2 separate regions of the Homo sapiens genome follow, and region 2 is linked to region 1. Evidence: chromatin contacts called from ENCODE Hi-C data. All regions are on one chromosome and are shown on one strand. Each heading gives the region's core, a stretch centred on a gene start or an enhancer-like site at or near the end of the contact. The rest is flanking DNA. Distances are from core to core; before and after follow the strand shown.

Region 1 (4,011 bases), core at 1,464-3,963:
ATGACATGGTTCCCACACATCCGAATCTGGGATATGTAAATGTGACACACAGTCTGAGCATTTGGCAGGCTCTCCATGGTCTTGCTTTGCATAGTTTGGCCTATCTGCTCTCCAGACTTACTGCCCCGTTGTCCTCACCTGCATGACTGTCCATGTCTGGTTTGTTTACTCGTCATTGAAGGCATCCACAGGGGTGCCATCTGCCCCCATGTCCCTCTCCCACTAGGCATGCTAAGTGGCCTGCGGCAGGGCAGGCAGGGACTCAGATTCCCTCCATCCCATCGCTGAGGTCTTACTTCCTTCTTCCGCCCGCCTTACACGTGGAAGGTTTCTCCTGTGCTTGTCCACCAGTTGTTGTTTTTGTCTTCTAGCACGGATGGTGTGGCAGAAGGAGGCCTTGGACAGCAGCACGTTAGGACCCACAGGGGCTCTGGCCCCTTGCAGCTGTGTGTTCTGAGGGAAGATGCCCAAGGTTTTATTATCTTTTCCAGAGCGCCCTTTTTTTCTGCTTGCATGGCAGGCCCTTTCTAAAATTACAGTCATAGGTTGCTTAATGACGGGTGCGTTCTGAGAAGTGTGTTGTTAGGCAGTTTCGTCCTTATGTGAACATCATAGAATGCACTTACTATGCACACCTAAATGGCATAGCCTACTGCACACCTAGGCTGTATGGTGTAGCCTCTTGCTTCTAGGCTGCAAGCCGGTACAGTATAGTACTGTCCTGAATACTGTAGGCAACTGTAACACAATGGTAAGCATTTTGTATCTAAATATAGAAAAAGGTACAATTAAAATGGGGTGTCGTCTTATGGGACCAGCCTCTCGTCCCACGTGGACTGTCATTGTTTGAAACGTCATTATGTGGTGCATGACTGTACTTTGCTGCTTGGCCTAAGGTGCCAGGGCATTCTCTGGGTAAGCCTGAGGGGCTTTGCAGGATACCATCTTTTATCAAGGTTGAAATTAGTTTTAGCACTTTATTCTGTGTCCCCTTTGCGGCTGACAGAGCAGGAGCCTGTCAGTGTCTACTGTCACAGGTGTAGAGCTGCTGTGTTGGCGAGCAGGTAGGTGGTTTTCCTGAATTACTGTCAGGCTTTAGAGTCTTACAGGAAATACAGCCTTGGCTACTTATAGCTTGTGATTTGAAGTTTCCCTAATGATGGGCTGGGTAGTACACTTCAGCAGTTTGCTTTGGACAAATTGTATCATTCTTAAGTTCACTCACTTTAGCCTTTGAGAAATTTCAAAGTTTGTTTCCCTGATCTTCCTAGTTGCCCTGGATTATGAGCCAAGCGTTTGAATTCCTTTGCACATCTAGCACTGCACATGGCCTTGGAAGATGGACATTTATGTGAGTGTGTGCACGTGTATGTGTATGTGTGTGTGTATATATGCCCGTATTTGCAGCATGTGTGTATGTGCTTGTATATGCGCATGCACACGTGGTCAGCCATGCAGCCAAGTCTCAGAACAATCGTTCCACTGGAAGTAACCCAGTCTTGAGGCATCTGGCCAGGTGGTGCGGGCTGCAGCACAATGTTTGTTTCTCCCAGCCCTATGAACCCCAGTGGGGCTGCATCACTTAAAGGCCGGTCTCTACAAGAGCAGGGTAGGAAGCAGCAGTGCGTGCCCAGCCGTGGCTGTGTAGGCAGAACCAGCCTTCAGGATGGAGGGTGGGACCCTGGAGCCAAGCCAGAGGGTGTGTACCCTTGGTCCCTGATGAGGTACTCCATCTTGGGCCATTCTGCCCCCTGGTCTCTCTGCTCCTCCTCTGCAAACCAGGGGGGCCAGCAGCCTGCTGGGATCCTGGCCCTGGCCGGGTTAATGGATGGGAACTGAGCTCCTTGGCTGCCAAGCTGAGGTTCAGTCTGGCCCCATTCTCACTTCCTCTACTCCCCCTTGTACTGTGGGATCTGAGCATTTCTTTAACAGCCTTCAGGGGTTTCCAGCCCTTAGGACAAGCAGCAGGTGGGTATACAGGGGAGCAGACCCCAGGGGGGCCTGAGGAGGGAGGGTGAAGGCACCCCTTCTTTGTGCTGTCTGTAGCTGCTCATCCTGGGAGACACTGTGGGGGAGGCTGTGGCTTCCTTCTTCCGCCCTCTGGGGATGCCCTGGCGGCCTGTCCCTTGGGTGTTGGGAGGAGGTGGCTTGGCTGACTGTCCCTGCTCATGGTCAGGGTCCTCCTACACAGCAGAACTGGAGGTAAACACTGGGTTGCCTTGGCAACTGGGCTGTGCCATGGCTCCAAGTGCTCCTGGCTAGAGAAGTTCCCATTGTCTCAAGTTTCTAGGATGGGTTTCTATTTTGATTTTTTTTTTTTTAAATTAGCAAGAATGACTAAGATACCAAAATGTCTGACCTGGTTTCTATAATTTCTTAATAAACATTTGTCTTCCCTTTATAGGAGGAATGTTTTAGTGATTCATTGACTTTTCTTTTAGACGGTGGCAAGGCCCTGGTGAGGCAGTGCGGGGGCAGCACAGAGGACCCCCCACTGCCGACAGCTGGCACGGGAGGCTGGGAGAGCACTGGCCACGATCCAGGGACCAGGCATGCTTACGTAGACACCACACGAGGATTTTATTGGCTTTGAGGCTAATTAAGTTCCATGGAAAATTTTGGGGAGATGCCTCTCCCCTGTGGGGGGTTCAGATACCCACAACTGGTGCTTCCAGAAGCTGTCTGAAGGCTGATGCGTCTGACTGAGCCCGAGGAGCGCCCTCCCACCCAGTGCTGCACTCTCCCGCCAGAGGCCTGGCCCCCTCCCTGCAGGTCAGGGCATGTGCTTGTTTATACCTTGTTGGTGTTTGCTGTTAAATTCTAACTGCTCACCTAGGTAGCCTGGGCTGGCTGCGCCCAGTGGATGTCCTCCCGCCCCCCGCCTGCTGTCTCGTGGGAGTGCCCCAGGTGGCACTTTGCTGTGGGAGATGCAGCAGCGGGCTCTCGTGCAGGCCTGACCCTTCACCTTGGATTTCACTGGGCTTCCCTGCTCTGCCCACCCATGGATTATCTTGTAAAGAGTCACCTGCCCCATGGAGGAGCCAGGTGAGGATCCAGGGAAGTGGCTTTGTTTATTTTACTGTCAGTAGGGCTGACCCAGGTTGCCCTGGTGGGTGGTGTGTCCTGTGAGCCTCTCTGCCTCTAGGCCTGTTTCCAGGGTCTCGTCTTCGTTGTAGGCCTGCAGGTCTATTTGGGTCCCTTCTCACGACTGAGGCAGGCTGAGGATGTACCCAGTTGGGCTGGGCTGCCTTGTGGGTCCTCTCTCCACTGCCCTCATGGCCAACCTCAGGCGTGAACCTGCCTACAAAGCCTCTCTGTGCAGCAGCAGCTGTGGCAGTTGCCAAGGGAGCTCAGCACCAAAAAAGATGTTCAGATTTGCTGCATTTGTTTTGGAATGAGTGCCTGGTGTTGCTTGTGCACACCCCAAGCCTCCTGGCCTTTCCAGGTTTCCCTGTTGAACAGGCAGCTCTCCTGCGGTTGGGTGGCACAGGGCTGTGGTGAGGGCCCCAGCATCCCTCCTCACCTGGGTGCTCAGTTCCTTTCTTGTCATCCTTTCTCTGTTTGTAAAGCAGAAACAGTCCTGCTAACATCACCCCCTTCAAAGATGTATGCAGAATTTGATTTTTTTTCCTGGAAAATATACTTTTTTAGTGTTTAAGAAAAAACTCGTGCTGGGCATGGTAGCTCATGCCTGTAATCCCAGCACTTTGGGAGGCTGAGGCAGGAGAATTGCTTGAGCCCAGAAGTTCGAGACCAGCTTGGGCAACATAGTGAGACTCCACTGGGCATGGTGGTGCACACACCTGTACCAGCTGCTCAGGAGCCTGCAGGCAGGAGGATCACTTGAGCCCAGGAGGTGGCAGCTGCAGTGAGCCACGATCTTGCCACTACACTCAAACCTGGGCGACACGGGGAGATCCTATCTTAAAAACAAAAGAAAAAAATCTCAAGTCAAAGGTATTGAAATAGTATTGGAAAGTGTTAAAGGAGTCCAAAACATGAGCACACTTG
Region 2 (4,063 bases), core at 582-3,081, 640 kb after region 1:
ATGGAGCCCCTCCCTGCACTGGGTCCCAGAAGTTCTGCTTGTTTTCAGCGATCACACTCCCGCACTGTCTGTGGCTCAAAGTCTGTAAATAATGGTTTAGCATATTTCATCCACTTTTCTACCTGGACAGAAAGTGTAGTGTTGTTAGTTGGTCAGAGCAGGAGGTGGTTCTGTGTGTTTTGTCAGCCTTCCAGATGTCCCCAAGCAGCAAGAGAAGGAAGGGGCTGTGCACAGCCTTTGCCTGGGGCTTCCTATGTCCATCGGAAAGAGAGTGGATCGCATAAGCTCTCACAGAAAGAATGAATGAGCGAGTCAGTTGCTTCCCTGAATGGCTTTGTTCTGTTCTGGTGCATCCTCTGCTTGGGACCCACCTGCTAGGGCGTGGTAGAGTGAACAGCTACGTGTCTTTGTTCAGCACCTGCTTAGTGCCAGGACCTTTCTCTCTGCTTGGGAAATTGCCGTCTTTGTTTCACAGAGGATGAAGCTGAGGTTCGTAGGCTGAATTCTGGTGGCCCAGTTTTCCGGCCTGGGCTCCTTCCACTTGTAGAGTGGCCTATCTCAGTGCTGCCTATGCCGTTGGGAGGGGTGGTGGCAAAGGCAGACCAAGAGTCACCAGGCAATTTCTTAGGAGCCTGAAGTCTGCAATCCTCCAGTGAAGCTTTTCAGATGAATGTCCTTCACACCCCAAGAATTCTAGAAATGCTGAGCCCCTAGCCTGGAGGGCAGGCTTGGTGCCTGCAACAGAGCATGGGCCCAGCGACCCCTATGGTCTGAGAGAGAGGGTGAGGTGGGAGGACCATCCACTCTGGGAGACTTGGGCTGGCCTTGCAGACTGAAACCTCTCCTGTAAAGTGATGTGTGTCCTGGACCTGCAGGGAGGGAGGGGCCTCTGGAAGTCAGGCCGATTGCCAGGGTCTGTGAGGCATCTTCTGAAGCCCAGGCCCTGTCTGGCTTTTTCTTGCCAGGAGTCTGGCTCTCTTGCTCCACATGAATGACTGAAGTTATTTGAAGAGGTCCCCCAGAGAGTCATCAGGCCTCTGGTGGAATTGCAGGGGCTCAGGGAAGGCACAGAGATAGGGCTGTAATGCCCGGGGAGGGAGCGGCCCAAGGCCTGCCCCAGACCACTGCAAGCCTGGGTGCTTGGAGAGGAGACGGCCATTAGCATGGCTGTTAAGAGCCGCTGCTGGGGGCACTGGCAAGGGACCTGTTCAACAGCTTCACCCACTGGGCCATGCACCTGACAAGCATTCACCAACCACTCTTTCTGTCTTACAGGAAAGTGATGGGGGTGGGGAGCAAGGTTGCTTTGGCCTGAGGTCAAACCATCAAGATCTGCATATGTCTACAGTTATTGATCCTTCTATTAGGTAAAGAAAAGAATTGTATAAAAACCATTCAGAGCTGCTGAAGATGTTGTTACACTTGCCAGATCTGGGAACTGCGATTTTCCTTTGCAGCTTCAACAAGAGAAGAAATCTCACAGGGGAGGAAGGGGTCGCTGAGCGTCCTCGGCCCATGGATACCTTACTTTGTGGCGCCACCTAACGGCTAAAGGTTAAAATTGCAAATCTTAAAGATTCCTCCGGCAGAGGAAGAGGTGGGAAGGGGCCGGGTTTTTGAAGAGCAGGCTGAGAGAGCTTTTTTGGGAGATTTGTTTCCTGCTTTCTGGGCACATGCACCTAATGACGATACAATCCTACGACCCATCTCTGATTCTTCCCCTGACCCACTCTGGTGTAGCCCTGCGGAGATAATTGGCAATTGCAAAGTCACCTGCCTTTGACTTCTGACCCAGTAACCCAGGAAACCTTGCCAAAGATACTCTAGCAAGAAATACGAGTCGGGTTTACACGTGCCACACCCTACGGAATTTTTTGTTATCGTAAGAGACTCAGAGCGATTCACATGTGCATCAGAGAGGGCACTGATGGAAGCAAACCTCGTGCATCCCACAGAGTTACAGCCAGCAGCGCTCAGGCTGTGTGGCTGCCGCAAGTGCCCCTGAGCCCCCTGAGCCCCAGTGGCTGGCGACAGCCCCGCTCCATGTCGCCTTCATCCAAGATCTGCGCCGCGGGGCGGCCGCCATCTGGAGCACGGCTGGCCACGGTCAGCCCTAAGCTGGTGGGTGACACTGCGTCTGCGCACACTTCGTTGCTCAAAGCCAACTGTATGTGCTGACTGGGTGTGCCTTCTAGTGTCCTGTGTTCCTGCTGAGTGCCTAGCATGCATACTTCCTTTGTGCGCCCAGTGTTGTGTGCCTGTCACTGTGTGTCCAGTATTGAGTTATGTGCATGGTGTTATGCACCAGGCATGGTGTGTCTGACTTTGTTTGCCCAGTGTCGCGTAGCCAGCATCTGTGTCCAGCCTGTGTTCTTGCCATGTGCCTGGCCCTGCATGCCTAGTGTGGCACCTGGCTGTGCATACTCCGCATTGTATGCCGGGTTTGTTTGCTCCCGTCTGTGAGCCTTGCAGTGTAATCCTGGAGCGTATGCCCTGTGTTGTTTGCCAACTGTGTGTGCAGGTACTGTGTGTACCTGGCGCTGTGTTCCTGCTTGTTTGTGCCTAGTGGGCATGCCCAGTATTGCATGCCTGGTGTTGTGTACCTGGTCCTGTGTGCCCAGTATTGAGATCCCAGAGTGTCTGCCCGGCCTGGGTGCCTGCGTTGTGTGTCCGGCCCTGTGTGCTCAGGTTTGTGCATCCAGCTTGGTGGGCCCAGAGTGTGCCTGGCATACGGGCTTAGTGCTTTCTCCCTGGCATTTTGTGCCTGGCATGTTTGCCCAGCACTGTGTGCCCTGCATGGTGTCCCAGAGGCTGCGCCTACTATGGTGTGTCTGGCTTTGTGTGTCTGGCATTGCATGCTCATTGTTGTATACTTACTGTGTGTGTCCAGCATGGGGCGCCTGCATTGTTTTCCTGGCCCTGTGGTTCCAGAGTTCTGTTTCTGCACTGCATGCCTGGTGTTGTGTGGGTGGAATTACATGGCTGGTGTGTACATGGCTGGTATGTGACCCAGCGTTGTGAGCTCAGTGTGGTGCTCCTGGAGTGCCTGGCCCGGAGTGCCTGCTGGTGTGTGTGTGGTATGTGTTTGGCATCATCTGTCTGAGGTTTTGTGCATAGTGTTGTGTTCCCACAGTGTGTGCTGGCATTAGTGCCTGGACTTGTGTGTGCCTGGCATTGCACCCTGGCTTCTGTGCCCAGCATGGTGTGTCCCAGTGTTTTGTGCCCTACAGTGAAGCTCAGCATTGCGTTTGGTGTGTGTGTTCAACATGTGTTACAAGCATGGGTTCTTGCCGTGTGTGCATTGTGTATGTGATGCTGTGTCCCTAGAGTGTGTGTAGCATCTGTGCCTGGTGTGTGCCCGATGTTGTGTTCCTGCAGCGTCTGGTGTTGTCCCCAGTGTGTGCCAGTGTGTATTCCCAGTGGGTGTGCCAGCTTGTCGGTCATGGTATGCCTGACCTTGTATGCCCAGAGTTGTGTGTCCAGTGTGTCCCCAGCTTCAGTGTCTGTGGCTGGAGAGTGTGTCTTTCCTTCTGTGTCTGGTGTTGTGACCCAGCATGGTTTGTGTGGCTGTGTATGCTTGGCAAGCGTGCCCACTCCTGTGTGCCTGGTGCTGCGTGACTGGCACGTGTACCTCGAATTGTTTGGCTGACAGTGTGTGCCCAGAATTTTGTGCCCACTGTGTGGGCCTGTGTTGTGTCCTGTGCTGTGTGCTCTGTTGTTAGCCCTGTGTGTGTGCTCTGTGTGTCTTGTGCTGTGTGTCCTATGCTGTGTGGCCTGTGCTGTGTCCTGTGTGGTGTGCCGTGCACTGTGTGCCCTGTAGTGTGTGTCCTGTGCTGTGTCCTGTGTGGTGTGCCGTGTGCTGTGTGTCTTGTGCTGTGTGTCCTGTGCTGTGCGCCCTGTGTTGTGTACCCAGTACTTCTGTGTGTCCTGGGCTGTGTGTCCAGCACATGTGTCTGCTGCCCCACTGTGCTGAGTCCCAACACCCACCTGTGCGCCTGGCACTGCCTCGTTGTTGGGGAGGACACCCTGTGTGGCCGTCCTCGCCACCTGCTCGAGCAGAGCT

What was found. A loop is a pair of places that touch in the nucleus more often than their neighbours do. Pooled maps may share reads with other maps.
Region 2: a pooled map shows a loop between it and region 1 (2.4-fold over the local background). The contact joins two enhancer-like sites. A Hi-C loop is called at or near these places in 2 of 50 pooled maps.

What each region holds. Positions count from the first base shown.
Region 1 is chr15:31,336,943-31,340,953 of GRCh38, forward strand. All of the region lies in intron 1 of KLF13 (KLF transcription factor 13), which reads left to right. Among named protein-coding and RNA genes, the nearest start is that of KLF13, 12 kb to the left of the region's middle. Within about 2 kb of position 2,714, at least 32 of the 41 ENCODE cell types and tissues checked have a DNase peak (open chromatin) inside an H3K27ac peak, as active enhancers do.
Region 2 is chr15:31,973,477-31,977,539 of GRCh38, forward strand. No RefSeq gene overlaps it. Among named protein-coding and RNA genes, the nearest start is that of CHRNA7, 55 kb to the right of the region's middle. RefSeq lists enhancers at 2,222-2,904, 3,470-4,036, 4,037-4,063. Within about 2 kb of position 1,832, at least 3 of the 41 ENCODE cell types and tissues checked have a DNase peak (open chromatin) inside an H3K27ac peak, as active enhancers do.